2 separate regions of the Homo sapiens genome follow, and region 2 is linked to region 1. A link is a loop called in an ENCODE intact Hi-C map of the cell type or tissue named here. Cell type or tissue: PC-9. All regions are shown on one strand. Each heading gives the region's core, and the rest is flanking DNA. Links, peaks and the distances in the headings are about the cores only.

Region 1 (9,756 bases), core at 23-8,022:
TATATAAAGGATTTCTCTCTTGCCACCTGGAATTATTAGATACAAAGAACAAGACCATTAGCTTTAAACTCTGGCAGAATTAGGTGACAGCCTCCTAGACCAGTGGTTGGTCATGAGGTTTTTCTCTCAGTCTCTAGCCTTTCTACTCTCCAATCCATCTTGTACACAGCCATCAAATTGCTCTTATAAAATACTTGTTACCTGGCTAATATTTAGTTCAAGATCTTCCTGGGGGTCTCTAATCATTCAGGCCTGCTACTGCCTTCTTTATTAGACTTTTCTAACCTAATCTTCCATGATGCCTTTGAGTAAATGCACCACTCCAACTGAGTACAGGTCTGTTCATGTCCTCTGTGTACAGCTTAGCCTTCCACACGTTGGTGCATTGCCAGTCCCATCTGGACTATCTTTTTCCCTCTTCACAATTCCAGTAAACCCCACTAAATTCCTCCAGGGCGAGGTAGAATTTCTTCTGTGCCCTGAAGTCCTTTAAGACCCCAGCCATGTGGCCCTGTCCCCATGAGAGCACATGGGGGCTGATTATCTAAGATAAAAGTGTCTCATTGATGGTGACGTGGTTGAAGGAATGGTGGTGGAATTTGTGAGGGGATGGGTGGGACAAAGCAGCCAACACTGTTCATCCTCTTAGCATGGTTCTCAGTCATGCCGAGAAGCTCTGAGGCCAGCCCATGCCTGACACCCCAAGCATGAGAGAGCCGAGATTCCCAGGACTAGGAACAACTTGGATGACTACACTTGTCAGAAATATTGTGAAAGGGCAACCAGGAAATTCCCGTATTTGGGGCTGCATCATTTTAGAACATTTTTTCTTTCTTCAAGGTTCATCTCTCTCTGTCTCTTCTTTCCTAGTATTCATTTCTGCATCACATTACTACACGCCCGGAAACGAGTAGCTATACAATTCCTAAAGGACATTCGAGAATCTGTCACTCAAATCATGAAGAATCCTAAAGCGAAGACCACAGGAATGGTAGGGACACTTGGAGTTTTTTTTCTTCTCTTGGAAATTTAGGTGTTGGTGGAGAGTTTGAAGGAATCATATGACCCGGAGTCTGTTCCTGCCTCTGCCCCTTTGCCACAGACATCTTTTATTTGTTGACTGGAGCTGATGATCTCTGCATCACCCACCCCTTAGGGTTGCTGAAGTCTCAAATGAGATACACTATAAAGTACCTTGTAAGTTAGAGACTTCTGTATAAAAGCAGCTGGTGGTAGTGTCCATTTGAAAAGAAAATTTTGTCACAGGAAAGATAGTAAACATGTTTTTTCTGGAATTTTCTTAGGCTAGTCCCTTTATGCAGAAAGGCAGACTGGAAAGTCCCTGTGAAAAATTGACTATGCCAGCTGTTTTTCTGATAGAATGATGGGATGCCTTAGGTGGAAATGGGGTAGGGCAGTGCACATGCGAAGCTAGGACTCGGGGAGAAGGGGCTCATTGCTGCAGTTTTATTCTTGCTTTTGGACCTGGCCTCACTAATAATGTCTCTTTCTTTGGATTTGTAGGGTGCCATCTATGGCATGGCCCAGACAACTGTTGACAGGAATATGGTTGCAGAATTGTCCTCAGTCTTCTTGGACAGCTTGTACAGCACCGACACTGTCACCCAGGGCAGCCAGATGAATGGTTCTCCAAAACCCCACTGAACTTGGACCCTTTCTAGTCTCAAGGGGATTCCAGCCTTCAGAAGGTTCTTGGGATATGGAACAGGCCGTGCACAACTTTGACATCTGGTCTTGCTCCATAGAGCACAACTCAAGATAGACCATGAGACAGCTTGAGCCTCAGGATTCTTGTTCTTCCTCTTATCTTCCTTTTGTGGTTTTTAATTTGAAGACCCCAGAGAATTCCATTACATAATGATTTTGCCCTTGTTATAAATGTTACCCTAGGAATTGTTTTAACCATTTCCTTTTCTAAACTCTCTAGCTTTCAACTTTACTTAAACATTGTGTGGTAGCTCTGACCTGTCCTGATTCTTTAGAGAAGCTGGGGTACAGTTTATGAGATAGCTAGAGCTTCTTTGTTATCTCAGGCAGGAGGCGTTTACATAACAGATGTTTCCTCAGCTGGGTGTGAGGTATACTCTAAGCAGGAGGCTTTTTCAGCCTTCTCTCTCTTTTTTTTTTTTTTTTTTTTTTTTGAGATGGAATTTTGCTCTTTTGCCCAGTCTGGAGTGCAGTGGCATGATCTCAGCTCACTGCAACCTCCACCCACTGGGTTCAAGCGATTCTTCTGCCTCAGCCTCCCGAGTAGCTGGGATTACCGGCACCCACCACCACGCCTGGCTAATTTTTCAATTTTCTTTTTCAGTAGAGACGGGTTCACCGTGTTGGCCAGGCTGGTCTTGAACTCCTGACCTCAGGTGATACCCGCCCCCCCGCCTCAGCCTCCCAAAGTGCTGGGATTACAGGCGTGAGCCACCGTGCCTGGCCCTGTCTCTCTTAAGAGTAGGTTCATTGTCTGTCTTAGAGTCACTTCTATTGCAACTCATTTTCTTTTTCCAGGGCACAGATCGACCAAGCTGCCGTTCCCTATTCTGCAGGACAGGACTATTCTAGCATACCTGCTTCGTCCACCCAGGCAGGGTTTGGGGTGGTCTCTTCTGTGCCTGCAGTCCCCATTTGACACTTGGTTGCCACCATCTTTGGAGATTATTGTTTGGAATGATGCTTCCATTGGCTTTTTCTTGTTACCATGGACTAGGAAGAAAACATGGTTTCCAAATAATCTGGGAGCTTTTGGCCATGGTGCCGCCTTCCTGAATTGGCAGTGGTCAGAGCACACCTGAACCCTATCCTGGGCTGGTGATGAGCAGAAATCAGACCTTTTTCTATGCTTTTTTGAATATCAGAGTAGGATGAACACCCAGATTCAAATATGTCACCAAAGTTGGTGGTGGTCCTTCCCTGCACCCTTGCGTTAAGCCATTATGTAATGAAAATGTGTTTGCTTGAAGGAACAGCTCAAAGCACCTTCACAAGTTGCCTTGACTTACCCTAGGTGGGTGTGAAAGAGCACCCGTAGCAAGGAAAATTTTCTCTATTAGTGTGTTCTTCTGCCTCTTCCCCCTTGATTCAGCTTTCAGAGGTACTATGGCAGTTTTGCCTCAGGTGCTGAACATTTCTCAGCCCTGGCTAAAAGGGAGCAGCACAGGGAGAGAAACAGGATAGGAAAGCAGAATGGCGAGCAGCCTATGGCCCAGGGCCTGTAATCCCTTCCCAAGACTAGCTGCTCAGGGTGGTGCAGGGACAGGACCAGACCCTGCGCCTATTTCCTGCCTTCTTTCCCCTATAGGGAACTCTGTAGGCTGAGCCACTGTCCTGCTCTTATGACATTATATCTTGTGCCTTTCTCCTCAGCAGTGAGCAGTGAGCTACTCCTGGCCCAGGCCCTAGGGGAAATGGATCAGTCTTTGAGGTTTCTATTTGGGGAGGGGAGTACTTAAGATGAGTCAAAAGACACTTTCCTCTGTTCCATTCCCCATCTCAGGGACTCCTGAATATTCAGCCTCTCCAGGCTGGTGTCTTCTAGTTTCCCCCACTGGGAATGCTGGCTGGGAGAGCCATGACTACCAGACTTTTCCTCAGGCTCCTTGGCATGTTAGTCTGAATTGTTCTTGAGCACTGTACTACTGACCCAACAACTGTGACTAGCTGGCCACGCCATTCAGGGCTGGTGTGGCATTTATGTGTGTGTGTGTGTGTGTGTGTGTTTTTCCTGTTTGCCCAGCAGTGCATTGTGGGTTCCAAGAGTGGGTAGTGTGTGTATGTGTGTGTGTCAGAGGGAGACCTGGCAGGCACCTCTTTGAGAGTAGCTGTGGTCAGAGCTGTTTGGTCAGTGCATTATGTTGAATGAGGTCCAGGAACCCAGAGCCACCCAGCAGACACCACTGTGGCTTGCCAGCTGCCAAGATGGAGAAGCATGTGCCCCTGTAGAGCGTCTCCCCAGAACCAGACCCCGAGCCACTCGCTTCCTCTGTGCTGTGACAACATTGGTGCCAGGGGAGATGGTGTTTTTCAAAGGGACCTACTGTAGCCACTTTAATTTACAATTAAGAGCCTTAGTTTGACTTAACACTTTTGTAGGCTTTTCATTGTGTATTTTTGTGTATGTGTGCATATAGCAGCTACTCTGTAGCAGAGGTGGGTAGAGACACTTAATAGTATCATGTCGCATGCAGATGTCACATCGGCCTCTGCAAAAACTGTACTGTCTTGTTTCTGCATTAGACTTAAGTAGTCATGTGAATATACTGCTATGTCACTTTTAATATTACGAGTTTTATACTTGGAAAATGGTACTTGCTTCTTTTAAATCTCTGTCTTCTCTAACCTCCCCCTTCCCATTTCAATGCTCCCTTCCTAATTTCAGCAATAATCTCAAAAAGCAATTAAATAGTTAAATGACCCTAATTGTAATTACTGTGGATGGTTGCATTCATTTGATTACTTGGGCACACACGAGATGACAAATGGGGCAGTGGCCATGCTTGAATGGGCTCCTGGTGAGAGATTGCCCCCTGGTGGTGAAACAATCGTGTGTGCCCACTGATACCAAGACCAATGAAAGAGACACAGTTAAGCAGCAATCCATCTCATTTCCAGGCACTTCAATAGGTCGCTGATTGGTCCTTGCACCAGCAGTGGTAGTCGTACCTATTTCAGAGAGGTCTGAAATTCAGGTTCTTAGTTTGCCAGGGACAGGCCCTATCTTATATTTTTTTCCATCTTCATCATCCACTTCTGCTTACAGTTTGCTGCTTACAATAACTTAATGATGGATTGAGTTATCTGGGTGGTCTCTAGCCATCTGGGCAGTGTGGTTCTGTCTAACCAAAGGGCATTGGCCTCAAACCCTGCATTTGGTTTAGGGGCTAACAGAGCTCCTCAGATAATCTTCACACACATGTAACTGCTGGAGATCTTATTCTATTATGAATAAGAAACGAGAAGTTTTTCCAAAGTGTTAGTCAGGATCTGAAGGCTGTCATTCAGATAACCCAGCTTTTCCTTTTGGCTTTTAGCCCATTCAGACTTTGCCAGAGTCAAGCCAAGGATTGCTTTTTTGCTACAGTTTTCTGCCAAATGGCCTAGTTCCTGAGTACCTGGAAACCAGAGAGAAAGAGGATCCAGGATGTACTTGGATGAGGAGGCCTGGCTTATCTAGGAAGTCGTGTCTGGGGTGCTTATTGCTGCTCCATACAGCTGTACGTCAGCCCCTTGGCCTTCTCTGTAGGTTCTTGGCAGCAATGAGCAGCTTTCACTCAGTGACACAAGTAATTACTGAGTCCTAATTTGATAGCCACCAACTGTACCTGGGTAGGCAAAGTCAGATTTTTGAGAACCTTTTTCCTGATTTGAAGTTTTAATTACCTTATTTTCTTTTATGCTTTCCTCTGTCTTGTAATCTTTTCTCTTCTTAATATCCTTCCCTATAATTTCAATTATTTGGATTAATTTTAGAATAAACCTATTTATTTCTAAAAAAAAAAAGAAAAGAAAGTGTTACCTGTGTCTTTGTCTCACATGAATGTGCTTCATACAACTGTAGTGCTGCCAAGGTTGGCTTTATTTTTTGGAGACAAGGTTTCACTGTCACCCAGGCTAGAGGGCAATGGCATGATCATCACTCACTGTAGCCTTGACTTCCTGGGCTCAAGTGATCCTCCCACCTCAGCCTCCCGAGTAGCTGGGACCACAGGTGTGTGCCACCATGCCTGGCTAATTTTTCTGTATATTCTGTAGAGACAGAGTTTCTCTACATTGCCCAGCCTAGTCTCTAACTCCTGAGCTCAAATGATCCTCCCGCCTTGGCCTCCCAAAGTGTTGGAAATACAGGCATGAGCTGTCCCTGCATCGGGTGAACATTTTTCAACCCTTGACCCATGAAAATAAGCAGAGGCAGGAATGTAACATAACAGCATAGTCCATACCTCCGCATCTGGCGTCTTCTGTCCTTCAGTCCTCCAGTCATCAGATCAAAGCACACTTGGAAAATTTTAAGTCAGAAGTGGAGCAGATGGGAGACCACTGTCTGAATCTCGTTTGCCATCAATATAGGTATTGATAATCCTTTACTAGCATATATGCTAGGAACGGGGTCCTGCTAATCCCTCTTGTGAACAATACGCTTATTTCTCAACCTCCAGCCTCTGCCCCTTTCCTGGCCTTTGCTGGGGGACCAACTCATTCAGACTGAGTTGTGACATGGCTAGATTCCTGTTCCAAGTGACCCCGGCATTTACAAGTCAGCTTAGTACTTGAGTTAGGAGACACAGGTGAGAACTATTAGGAAGAAGGCTTCCCAGTCTCTGCATAGTGACATATGTGAGGTAAAATTTGTGTGGCATTCTCGTGGGGGTAGAGATGAGGCTGCTCTTAGTGCCCCCTTCTTCATGACAGCGTGGGAATATTCTGTCCTAGAGAGTTCCTGGCTGGGGAACTGACTGTGCAAACCATCTCTTAACTGCTCCAGTAATAAATAGCCTGCCAGGTCCTAAGCTGCCTGTGTCTTCTCTCTTGTGGAGTAAACCAGGCAAGCCCTAAGAACTTTGCTAAGATTTTAAGAAACTGAAGAGACCATCAGGATTTGGGATCTGCCATATCTGATATGATAGGCCTGTGTATTATGATTCTCCAGAGAAACAGAACCAATACACACAAAGAGATTTCTTATAAGGAATTGGCTCATGTGATTATGGAGGCTGACAAGTCCCAAGATCTGTAGTTGGCAAGCTGGAGAACCAGGAAAGCAGATGGTATTGTTGCACACCGGAGGCTTGTAGCCTTGAGACCTAAGGAGAGTGGATGTTTCAGTTTAAGTCCGAAAGCAGGAAAAGACCAATGTCCCACCTCAAGGCAGTCAGGCAGGAGGACTTCCCTTTTATTTGGAAGAGGGTCAGCCCTTTTTAGCCCTTTTTTTCTGTACAGGCCTTCACCTGGTTGAATGAGGCCACCCATGTTAGGGAAGACAGTCGGCTTTACTCAGTCTACTGATTCAAATGTTATCCTCATTCAGAAACACCCTCACAGACACACCCGGAATGTTTGACCAAATGCCTGGGCACCCCATGGCCCAATCAAGTTGACACCTAACATTAGCCATCACAGCCAGGAAGAAAATATAGGTTGAGTATCCCTTATCTGAAAGGTGTGAGACCAGAAGTGTTTCAGATTTTGGATTTTGGAATATTTGCATTATACTGACAAGTTGAGCATCTCTAATCTGAAAATCAGAAATCTAAAATGATCCAATGAGTATTTCCTTTGGGCATCATGTTGGCATTCAAAAAGTTTCAGATTTTGGATTTCCAATTTTCAAATTAGGGATGTTCAACCTGTAATATGGCCCCAGACTGCCTTTCTAGACATAGGTTCCACAATGCATATAATACCTGTGCCCTTCACACCCTTATCTGTGTTCATGGTGTTCTCTCAGCCATCTCTGCCTCCCAAGAATCCTACCCAGGTCTTCAAGGCATAACTCAAAGCCTCCAGATTTGCCCTTTTCACCATTAATCACTTGCGTTCCCTTTAGCTCATTTCTTATCCTGCCACCTAGCATTAATTCACTCTAGTAATAGTTAATTAGTACTAGTTAATTGGTAATTGGTAATAGTTAATTGTGTTCCTGTTTGATGATAATCAAATGGTATCCCCTAGATGATAATGAATCTGAAGGCAAGGTGGTCTGGTCCCTGTCATTTTCCAGTACCTTGAACAGAGGAAGTGCCTAGCACAGAGGAAGTGCTTTCATTTAAATGCCTATTGACTCCAATTTGGATTGACCTGTGGAAAAGAAGTTTCTAGAGCCTGAGACCAAGTGATATAATAGTTTTATTTGAGACATAAAAACACATGTGTTTCTATTACATAGTGTGGGGTTTAGGGTCCTGGTTTCTAAGACAAGACTTTATTTCACCCTGTATCACAGCTTCCTGGGAAATGAATTAGGGAGCAAGAGACGGCCTGGCAAGAAAATCATTATTGTTGCTGGGAAGTTGCAAAGAAAGGGGAGAGTTTATTCAAATTAGTGTAACAGAGCCCCCAGGATGAAGAGAGTGGTGCAGGGAAAAGGTCTAAATTCCTGGTGTTGGTGGGGACACTGGCACATCCCACAGCAAGGACTCAGCCCTCAACGGCGGCGGCTGGGTCTTGGGAGGGGAGTGGTGGGAGGGTAAGGGCTCCTCAGCTCCCTCCCTGGACTCCCAGTTCAGTCACCCCTTCCCCCGGAAGAATTCAAAGAGGAAGGGCAGGGTCTATGTCATGGACACTGCTACTTGTTCGATGAAGCTGGCCAGGTTTATGTCCCGTTCTGAAAGGCCGGCACACTCATGGGTGCTCAGCGTGATGTGGACCTGAAATGAAACCAGAAATTCTGCTTCCACTGACTTCACTTAAGAACAGGAGGGAGTCACTAGCTGCTGGGCTCAGCCCTGCTAGGAGCTCCAGAATAGCAGCTGGCCAGTACGATCTCTCCTGGGGACTCCTTCCTGACATGTCTGTAACAACATCTTCTACATCTCCCCTTTGCTGTCTCTCAAAAATAATCATGACTTCAGCTATAGAATAAAAGCTTAATATCTGAATGTCAAGAGCAACCTAAAAGCTAAAGACAAAACCAAAAACCAATGCCAACTCCTAAACACTATCCATTCATAGACGACCTCTTCCACCCTTACTGTTTTTATAAACAGAGACCAGCAGAGCTTTTGGCACATGGTAGACATTTAATGACTGTTTCTATTCATTAAGCAAATAATTTGATAGGTTGGCTATGTGTCTGTATTTTTTTTTTTTTTTTTTTTTGAGACGGAGTCTTGCTCTGTCTCCCAGGCTGGAGTGCAGTGGCTCAATCTCTGCTCACTGCAAGCTCCGCCTCCCGGGTTCCCACCATTCTCCTGCCTCAGCCTCCCCAGTAGCTGGGACTACAGGCGTCCACCACCGCGCCCGCCTAATTTTTTTGTGTTTTTAGTAGAGACAGGGTTTCACCATGTTAGCCAGGAGGGTCTTGATCTCCTGACCTCGTGATCTGCCCACCTCGGCCTCCCAAATATGTGTGTATTCTTAGTTCAAGTTTATTACTTTTTCATTCTTCCATACCTCCAGCAAGATTAAAGCCATTTAGAGCTATGAACACTGAATAAGTATGCCTGATTCCCACAGCCTTTCCTTTCTTGGGTTTTGCCTTCTTAATGTCTACTTAAATGTCTACTTTAACCACAACTATCTCATGCATCTTTTAATTTGCATTTCTTTATAGTAAGACTGATTTTTTTTTCCCAGGGGTATTTATGTTGATTCTAGGCATGTGCAATCTCAGTGAGATTGGAAATGAGATGAGTGGATGACCTATGGGTCAGGAAGGCTCATTGTTAAGTCCAAAAGCCTTCAGAATGTGTCAGAGTTCGCAGTATTTGGATGGGGGCAGAGCACAACAGAGGCACACAGCATCACTCACCTTGTTGTACACGTTAAACCATTCAGGATGGTGGTCCAGTTTCTCAGCCTGCAGGGCCACTCTTGTCATGAACCCAAAGGCCTATTTAAGTGGAGTGAGAGCCAGGTTAGTGTTCTAAGAGAAAGGACTTCTGGACATCACCAATTCAAGGCCTAGACGCAGGAGGATGAATTAGCTTCCCCCCAGGAGACTCCTCTATAATCATTTCCCCCTTGACATCCTGTCACTGGTTCTCAGGCTTGAGTTAGAGATTGTCCTTGCAGTAGGAAGAAAGT
Region 2 (9,756 bases), core at 1,180-9,179, 330 kb before region 1:
TCCCCACCTCGGCCTCCCAAAGTGCTGGGATTACAGGTATGAGCCACTGCACCTGGCTGGGGTGGGGAATTATATCAGATGAGTGGTGTCCAACTCTGAGCGTCTGCGCAGTGGCTGGGGGCTGCTGCAGGTTAGGAGGAGGGTGGGGAGGCTTCTTACACCCCCTCCTCACCCCTCCAGCCCTAGTACGTGACAGCTATCTGTTTTATAGATCAAAGTTCTGCATGAGGCCTCATTTGAAGCAGGATTTCTACTGCTTAAAAAATAAGCACCTCGACCAGGCGTGGTGGCTCATGCCTGTAATCCCAGCACTTTGGGAGACTTAGGCGGGTGGATCACCTGAGGCCAGGAGTTCAAGACCAGCCTGGCCAACATGGTGAAACCCTGTCTCTACTAAAAATACAAAAATTAGCTGGGTGCGGTGGCAGGTGCCTGTAATCCCAGCTACTCGGGAGGCTGAGGCGGGAGAATTTCTTGAACCTAAGAGGCAGAGGTTGCAGTGAGCCGAGATCTCACCACTACACTCCAGACTGGGTGACAGGGCGAGACTCCATCTCAAGCAAAACAAAACAAAACAAAACAAAAATAAGCACCTTAGATCAGCTTAACATTCCATGGGTGCATTGGGGTGGTTTTTGTATCATGTAATACAAAGCATACAAAATGGCAATTTGGAGTCACAGTCGTGCATTTAATATGTCTTGAACATCTTAAATGACTTATATTCCCATGGTTTTTTTTGTAGAATTATTTCTAATGTAAACCACTTCTTGATTGTGGCTCTCCTGTGAGAACTGTGTGCACTCTGTGATGTCTTTGGCTGTGGCAGTCCCGTTTTCCTAGTAACTCTATTGATGTGCTTGGACACTGAAAATCTGTGTAGTGTGCAAGACATTAAGTTGTGGATTGGTGGGGCTTATGCCACAGTTTATCAACACTTGAAAATACTGGTACTTAATATCTTCTTAAAGAACAATTTGCCTCCAAATTTTAAGCTGGAAAGTTAATGGAATAACTTTCCAGCACTTTGGGAGGCCAAGGGTGTGGATTGCTTTAGCCCAGGAGTTCGAGATTAGCCTGGGCAACATGCCAAAACCCCGTTTCTACTAAAAGTACAAGATATTAGCCAGGCGTGGTGGCATGGGCCTTTAGTCCCAGCAGCTCAGGAGGCTGGGGTAGGAGGATCACCTGAATCCAGGAAGTTGAGGCTTCAGTAAGCCCTGATCATGCCACTGCACTCCTGCCTGGATGACAGAGTGAGACTCTGTCTCCAAACAACAACAACAACAACAACAATAAATGTCAATGGAATAACTAAAAAGGAATCATAATCCATGCCTTTTTTAGATATTCGGTACAAATTCAATGTCTGTGTACTGATCCTCAACACAACCAATAAATCCCAATTGTGGAGGAAAAAGAAAAGCATCTGGGTAGCCTGGCCCCGGAGATGTTCAGGATCCCCCTGTCCTCCCTCAGTCTGAGAACTGAGGAGCAGGCAGGGCTCTCTGTTCAGCGCCTGGGCCTTAGGCCTGGTGTGGCCTTTTGGTGAGGGTGCAAGCCTGGTGCTTGGGCTGAGGGCTCTTACCAGTTTTATGTCTGCTCACCCCCCTTCTCTGGCCCCAGGTAGTAATGAAGGTGGTGCAGCTGCTACCCGATGGGCACCGTGTGAAGAAGGAGGTGGACGCAGCGCTGGACACTGTCAGCGAGACCATGACGCCCATGCACTACCACCTGCGGGAGATCATCATCTGCACCTACCGCCAGGTGAGCCCCCACCCCACCCCACCCCACCCTGCCCCAGCCACCCTTCCAGGTGTGCACAGCCAGGGAGTGGCTGATGTGGCTTTGGGGTTGCTAGGGGTCCTAGGGGCCCCTCCTTGGCTCGTGGTCACTTTTCCACCTTCTGGAAGTGGAAGTGATCCATGAGATGGACACATCCCCAGCCCCGACCCACTGGTATGGGTACCAGATTCTGGAGTGGTAGGGGAGATGCATGCAGGGGCCATGTTCAAAGCATTCAACAACTGCTGTGGCCCTAGGACCAATCAAGGATGTGGCCAATCAGAGTGAACACCCAGGAGCCCTGTGGTGCCAGGCGTTAACCCTCTTGTTTCTGGGTCCTGGCGGGGGGACCAGAGGTCCCAGACAGGAGTCAGGTAGTGGGTGGGTGGAGACCCTCAGGGTCTTGGGGTGGCTGTTTCACAACTAGCACGGAGGCTGTCATCTCAGGACGTGGGTATGTCTGTGCTGCCCTGGGGCTGGGGCTGGCTCCCAGATGGGGTGTTTTTTATCTGTAAAAATTGTTTTTAAATAACTCATTACATTATAAAAATAAAGTTTTGGCCAGGTGCAGTGGCTCACCCCTGTAATCCTAGCACTTTAGGAGGCCGAGACAGGCAGACCACCTGAGGTCAGGAGTCAGAGACCAGACTGGCCAACATGGTGAAACTCCATCTCTACTGAAATACAAAAATTAGCCGGGCATGGTGGCAGGCGCCTGTAGTCCCAGCTACTCGGGAGGCTGAGACAGGAGAATTGCTTGAACCCGGGAGGCGGAGGTTGCGGTGAGCCAAGATCGTGCCATTGCACTCCAGCTTGGGTGATAGTGAGACTCCTCAAAAAAAAAAAAGTTTCATAATAGTCCAGATTTCATGTAACCATCTGGATTTTCAGCCTATCTGGAAAGAATGTGCCCTCAAGCCTGCCTGGGTCCCCAATACTCCCTGCTCTGTTGCACTCGGCCCTACTGGACCAGTCCCATGACCACAGGCTAGTGTGGGCTCTGGAGTTTTTGGCCTGGGTCTCTGTGTGGAGTATTCACTTCTGTTCCTCTCTGGCCCATTGAATCTGATTGGCTTCTGGAACAGAGGCCGGTGCTGAGTGGGAGGGGCAGTGGTGGGAGCCGGTGGGTAGGGGGTGAGGATTCCATGGTGCTGAGAGAGGGCTATATGTACCAGCCATGTGTTCCCCACTGCTGGCCAGCAATTCTCAGAAACAGCTCTTGCCTGTGGCCCCTGCAGAGGGGGCCTGCCCCAAGCCAGCCCTATGCTCGGCTGTAGCTGTGCACACATTGGGGAAATGACTGATTGGGCCCAGCTTTTGCTCAGGGTCATGGATCAGGCCCTGATTGGGGCAAAGGGTGGATGCCTAGCTGGAAGGCAGGGCAAGGCATCTGGGGTCAATCTGGGTCTAAGATCAGAGGTCATTTGGGAGGGGAGTTTGGAGAGATAAAGAGGCTGCCAGGCCAGGGGAAGAGTGGCTCACACCTGTAATCCCAGCACTTTGGGAGACTCAGGCAGGAGGATCACTTGAGGCTAGGAGTTTGAGACCTCCCTGGGCAACATAGCAAGACCTTGTCTCTACCAAAAAAAAAAAAAAAAAAAAAAGGTCTGTTAAATGTGGGGAGGGGAAGGTGGTTAAGGAGTTTCAGAAGACGGACTTTGGTGAATTTAGGAAGAACTGTTTTCTTCAGGGCCACAGTTAGATTGGGTCCTGAGTCTCCTTTTGAGTTACCTTTGGGTCCCACTCACAATGGTCTTTTGGCAGCAATGAGCTAAGAAGCTAAGTTCCTCCCACTTTCAGAGGATGCTGAGAGGGCTGAGAATGGAAGCTTCCAGTTCAGTCTGGAAGCTGGAGGCCCAATAGTTGAAAAAGGATGCCTGCTTCAGAGCATCTTAGACCTTCCATCCCATGCTGGCCAGGCTCTGTTAGAGAGCCCCTACCTCCCTGACTCCTGAAGCTGATAGGCCCCCCTTCCTCTGAGCTCTGCAGCCCTCGATGTCCACTGCGAGGCACCCAGAGGGCGGAGCAGGGAGCGTGACAGGGCCTGAGCCGTGGGGAGACAGGAGGGCTCCCCCAGAGCTGGCCTGGAGCAGTGTCCTCAGAGACAGCCTGGGAAGGCGCATCAGGTGGGAGGGGATGCATGGCAAAGGCCAGGGGGCCGAAAGGTGCAAAACGAGTTTAGAGGCAGCAAAGGTGGTTCGGTGCCCGCATCTGATGACACAGAAGTTATTGGAGATGAGTTGGTATGGGTGAGTTGGCACTCCTCCCTGGACATTGGAGAGGGAAGGGTAGTTGGGGCTGCTAGAGGTGACTGCTTGACTCTGTTGGCATTGGAGAAGGAAGGTGGCTGGGGCTGTTAGAGGTGGTCACTCTGGCTGCCTTCTGGATGTGAAGTGTTTTTTAATGAGAGAGGAAGCAGAGCCAGCTAGGATTCTTACCCGCTCCCACCAGGTCACCCACCCCCTTTCCAAAGGCCAGGTTGGTCGTGACCTCTGCAGTGGGAGGACACAGATCCCTGAGCCCCAAGGCCCCTTGGAGGGCCCAGAGGCAAGATGTAGAGTCATTCTGGGATATGGCCACCAGGTGGTGCCAGTGACCTACCTGGCCAAATTCTTAGAGGCACTGAAGAGCAGAGGGACTGAGAGGAGACACCCTCTAGTTCAGGGGCTTGCACCCCACATGTCCAAGAGATCTGAGAGCTTTAAACCATGCTGTGGCAGAGCTCCATCCCTAGAGAGTCTGATTTAGTTGGTAGGGGTGTCTTGGCCAGGGCACGGGTCTTGTTTTTGAAGTCTCCCAGGTGATTCCAACACACAGCCAAGGCTGAGAGCCACATATTCTAAGCAGCGGCCCCCAGCTTTAGTGGGCTTCAGAATCACATGTTAGACTTGTTAAAATGCAGGCTGCTGGGCCCCACTCTGGAGCTTCTGATTCTGTAGGTCTGGAGGTCTAACACACTCCCAGATGATACTGATGCTGGCGGGGACCACACTAGGGGATGTATACAATTCACGATGTATACAATTCATGTGCCATGCAATTCACTTATTTATGGTGCACGAGTCCCTGGTTTTTAGTACATTCATAGAGTTGTGCATCCAGCACCACATCAAGTTTAGAACATTTTTCATCACCCTAAAAAGAAACCTCACACCCGCTAGCAATCGCTTCCCCTCCCCCACCATCTGGCAGCCACTGATCTTTCTGCCTCTGTGGATTTGCATGGTCTGGCCATTTCGTATAAGTGGAATCATACACCATGTGGTCCTTTGTGTCTGGCTTCTTTCACTTAGCATAATGTTTGAAGGTTTATCCGTGTTGTAGCATGTATTATTACTGCATTTGTATGGCTGAATAATATTCCATTGTATAGACATATCCCATTATGTCTGTCTGTTTATCAGCTGATGGACATTTGGTTTGTTGTAGAACTTTTTGGCTATTATGAATAATGTTGCTGTGAAAATTCATGTACAAGTTTTTGTGTGAACGTATGTTTTCATTTCTCTTGGTTATATACCTAGGAGTGGAATTGCTGGATCATATGGTAATTCTGTGTTTAACCTTTTCAGGTTAACCACCGTGAGTTGGTGGCTGAGTGGGGATGAGAGGCAACGATCTTCACTCCCAGCCCACGCTCCTCCCCAGACCATGTTGTCCTTGACCCAAGGATCTCATCCATGTTGCCCCAGTGGGCTGCAGGGAGATGTGCGGAGTCTCTAGAAAGGCAGCGGCCCCTACCACCCCTTCTCTCTAATGGTGACTTCTGGAAATTGGCAGCTGGGTCTCACCTGTGGTATCAGCTGTTTATTTAAACTTCTGCCCTCTGGTTTCAAACCAGAAGTCCCAGGTGGCCTCCAGCAGGGTCTGTGGTTCTTTGCTCAGAGCCGGGTGCTGTCCATGCAGAGGGTGCCATCAGCCTGGTCAGATCCCCCACAGCCTCTGGATGTAAATGGACCTGAGCTCAGGCTTGGGTAGGGCTTTATCCCCTCCATCGGCTTAATTTGCCCGGGAATGTTCTAGGACCAGTCCACATTTGGCCCATCTGAAGTTTTCCAAAATCCCAAGAGTCCACTTGGGATCCTGAAATTCAACAGCATGTGTCTGCTTGGCTTCCTGCCCCTCACTCCCCAGAGCCCCCAAATGGTGAATTTCCTTTTCCTGGCCCCCTGCCGGCTTCAGCAGTCAACTTATACTTTAGTAATAAGCAGTGAAGAACACAGCTCCTGTGATATGGCATTTGTGCTTCTTCAGCAATAAAACTATTCCAGGGCCCTCAGTTGGGAACAGTGGAAGAATTTGGAGGTCAGTTTCCTGTTGTGGATCAGAGAGGAGGGCTCAGAATGTACATGAATCTTCATCTGCACCCTGAGGTTGCACAGCAAGAATAAGGACAGTAAGTACCAAAAGCTTAGGTGGCTCAGGTTGAGCAAAGAGTCTCCCAGTCTCCCAGAATCCTGCCAACTCAGCGATGATTTTACTTTTGCCCGTTTCCTTCTGGGCTTCGTGCACTTGCATGCAGCTCTCTGGAAGCTGTGATTGTGGCAGGCCCACGGGACGTCTCTCGCCACTCACCTAGGCTGTGTTTATGCATTTCAACATGTGCCCAGCCAGCATGTGCTGCCTCAGTGCTGGGCCCTGGGCGGACACTGAGTAGGGACCGGTGATGAAAGGTGCGCAGAGCTGACGTTCTCGTAGGGCAGAGAGAGGCAAAATTAAGCAACAGCTCCGGCTTCTGGGCATTTTGTCGTGTTTGCTGAGGAGCCCTTACATCATCGCATTCCGTGTTCACATTCCATGCAGTGAGTGGAAGTACTGTTTCTCATGCTGTTGCTGTGTGTAGCACGCGCGGCCCTTCACATTCTTTCCTGTCGTCTTCTGGGATGGGGGGTGATGTGGACCTCGTAGCGCATGTGGCTTTTCCGTTGTGTGGATTATTTTTGTAAAGCTGATACTTAGAAGTAGAATTACTGAATGAGTCAAAACTTAGGAACTTATATTTTTAAGTATTTTGGAATGTTTCAAACAGAAAATTTCAAAGCAGAGAGCATAATTTCCTCAGCCCTCATGTGCCCACCTCCCAGCTGCAGTAAGTACCCATCTCAGCCAGTCTTATTTTATCTCAAGCCCTCCGAGCTCTCACTGAATTATTTTAAAGCACATCGCAGTCCTCATGTTACTTCTTCTGTGCATATTTCAGTACGTACCTCTAAAGAAGGGGGATCTTTTAAAGAAGGCAGTCACACCGCCATGATTGCCTCTTAAACAATGGACAGTCGCTACTTACCAGCAAACATCTGGTCAATGTTTAGATGTTTCCACTAATCTCACAGGCTTTTTGCAGCTGGATCAGGATCCAAACAAGATCCACATGTTGCATTTGGTTGACGTGGCCCTAAGTCTCTTTTAATCTCATACAGTTCTCCTTTTCCCCCCTGAAATATATTTGTGAGGTAAACTGGTTGTCTTCCTGGGCTTCCTGGAGCTAATTTTCCTAGTTGCACCCCTAGGTTTAAGTTGGCCTGTGCTTCCTGGAAATGGTTCGCATCCAAGGCTTCATAAGATTCCGGCTCAGTGTGGCCGGAATGGTTACTGGGGGTGCCGTATGCTGCTGTTGGGGCTGGAAGATCCTGTCGTCTCTCCTATTATGACTGGCTTGCAGCAGTGTGCATCGCCAGCTTGCAGAATGGTGATCTGCTGGCTCTCTCATTCCATCTACATTAATTAACTGCGATACTTCCAGAACGAGAGACTTCCCCTCAGGTGTGTTGGGGACAGACAGGCAGGTTCCATGTTTGCTGTTTCCTTTGATTTCCCTGTCTCCAGTGGATGGGTTGGTTTGGGAGATGCTTGTCTAAAAATGAGGGAAAGATGTTGGCTTCAGCAAGGCCTAATGTTCCTCCAGATTTGGATGTGGCTGGAGTCTGTGAGGAGAGTCTGGGTGACTGGAGTGAGAGCCAGCAGGGAGTGGGATGGGGTAGAGGCTCATGCGGAGGGACAGGGAGTCACTAGAGACCCAGTGCCGGCCACACATGTCCTGACATCTCCTTAGCCAACTTGGAAGTAGTCCGAGAGGTGCCCATGCTGGGCTGATAGACATTTTTACGACCACCGTCCTCACTTTGCCTGTGTGTGATAAAGGGTGTTCTAATGTTGGTTCCGGTTTTACATTTGAGGAGGGAGGCACTGAGCTTGCCCAAGAACACACAGCTGGCAGATTTAGGAGGGGGACAAGACCCGGCCCCTGACTCCCAGATTGAGCCTCTCTGCCATGCCACATGGCCTCTCAAGCGGGCGGAGGCACCATTTCACCTCTCCCTGCCCACCTTGAGCCCTGCTGCAGGGAAACAGAACTGGAAGCCATGGTCCTTGCCTTTGAGGAAGTCGCAGACTGACCAGGAGAAGGACAAGGACAAGAACACATCCCAGACACAGGTTGTGGGTGCAGCTGGGAGGTAGTGGAGCCAAGCCTGGGGACATATTTTCCACTGGGACAGACCTTCCCTGAGGGAACAGCCTCGACCCTTCTCTCTATGCCTGTCTCAAGCAGCCCGACTTCACGGGGCTGCAGCCCACGGCGGTGCCCCTCTGTTCTCCAGTGTCTGCAAGGTTGAGTCAAGGCTTGGATGCCTCCTGCATGTGAAGGGGCCAGATGCTTGGGGCATTTTAAGAACTGCCTCAAGGCCATGCACTCTGGCTCATGCCTGTAATCCCAGCACTTTGGGAGGCCAAGGTGGGAGGATCACCTGAGGTCGGGAGTTCAAGACCAGCCTGGCCAACATGGTGAAACCCTGTCTCTACAAAAAATACAAAAATTAGCCGAGCGTGGTGGCGCACACCTGTAATCCCAGCTACTCGGGAGGCTGAGGCAGGAGAATCACTTGAACCCTGGAGGCAGAGGTTGCAGTAAGCCGAGATCATGCTGCTGCACTCTAGCCTGGGTGACAGAGTGAGACTCCATCTCAAAACAAACAAATAAACAAACAAACTGCCTCAAAAGGAAAAAAGAAAGAAAACCCATTGAACTAAGCCACTTCCAGCGCTTTGGACGGAAGTTAGAATGCCGGGCCCTGGCTGAGGAGAATCCAACATGGCCGCCAGCCCAGGGCGGTGACACCCGCAGCAGACTTCGTTGTTTCCTTTTGGGCTTGGAAAGGGAAAATATTTATGACAAAAACCAAAGTCAGGGCACCTGGAGGAAGCCCTGCTAGAATCATTAATGCCAGCGACACTTTTCCTGGGCTTTGCCTGGTGACGTTAATTCTTAGTGTTGGGTTTTTAAAACAGCCTGTGTCTCCTGTTTTCCTTTCAGAAGAGTTTGAAGAACAGCTGAGGTGAAGGGAGCCACACAGGGAGAAGGAAACATCCTCTGGTCTCAAAGCGAGATTTATTGTATAAAGACTGTAGTGCTTTAACTTTGAGCAGTGCTTTTTGAGCCTCCCCTCCCCTCTCCTCCCCTCCCCCTCCTCCCCCTCCCCTCCCCCTCCTCCCCCCTCCCCTCCCCCTCCTCCCCTCCCCTTTCTTTGAGACAGAGCCTTGCTCCGTAGCCCAGGCTGGAGTGCAGTGGCACAACCTTGGCTCACTGCAATTTCTGCCTCCCAGGTTCAAGTGATTTTCCTACCTCAGCCTCCCAAGTATCTGGGATTACAGGTGCCTGCCACCACCACTCCCGGCTAATTTTTGTATTTTTACTAGAGCCGGGGTTTTGCCATGTTTCCCAGGCTGGTCTCAAACTCCTGGACTCAAGTGATCCACGAGCCTCGGCCTCCCACAGTGCTGGGATTACAGGTGTGAGCCACTGTACCTGGTTGCTATTTGAGTTTTCTAAGAACTCACCTTTTGTCTTTTGTGGTCCTCAGACAGATGGTGAGAACAGGACAAATTTTATTAGACCCATTTGACTGAGAAGAAACTGAGGCCTAATGAAGTTTTGTGATTGGCTGGAGGCTGGACCAGAAGCTGGTTCCCAAC

What was found. Peaks named below come from ENCODE experiments on the same cell type or tissue, not always from the same donor. Only the 100,000 strongest peaks of a DNase experiment are listed, where the experiment ranks them.
Region 2: a loop joins it to region 1, with 14 times the contacts of the local background. A loop is called at or near these places in 90 of 110 quality-filtered maps.

What each region holds. Positions count from the first base shown.
Region 1 is chr10:70,875,671-70,885,426 of GRCh38, forward strand. It overlaps SGPL1 (sphingosine-1-phosphate lyase 1), which reads left to right. Exons shown (of 15, transcript NM_003901.4): 14 at 871-991; 15 at 1,525-5,514. The coding sequence ends at 1,665. PCBD1 (pterin-4 alpha-carbinolamine dehydratase 1) reads right to left here. Exons shown (of 4, transcript NM_000281.4): 3 at 9,482-9,562; 4 at 7,840-8,378. The coding sequence ends at 8,280. Among named protein-coding and RNA genes, the nearest start is that of PCBD1, 8.0 kb to the right of the region's middle. In PC-9, for the core only: a CTCF peak has its summit at 4,545 (motif pointing left); a DNase peak (open chromatin) is centred at 4,551; H3K27ac peaks cover 1,131 bases.
Region 2 is chr10:70,545,680-70,555,435 of GRCh38, forward strand. PALD1 (phosphatase domain containing paladin 1) reads left to right here. Exons shown (of 20, transcript NM_014431.3): 18 at 1,627-1,767. Among named protein-coding and RNA genes, the nearest start is that of PRF1, 52 kb to the right of the region's middle. In PC-9, for the core only: CTCF peaks have their summits at 4,376 (motif pointing right) and 4,577; a DNase peak (open chromatin) is centred at 4,388.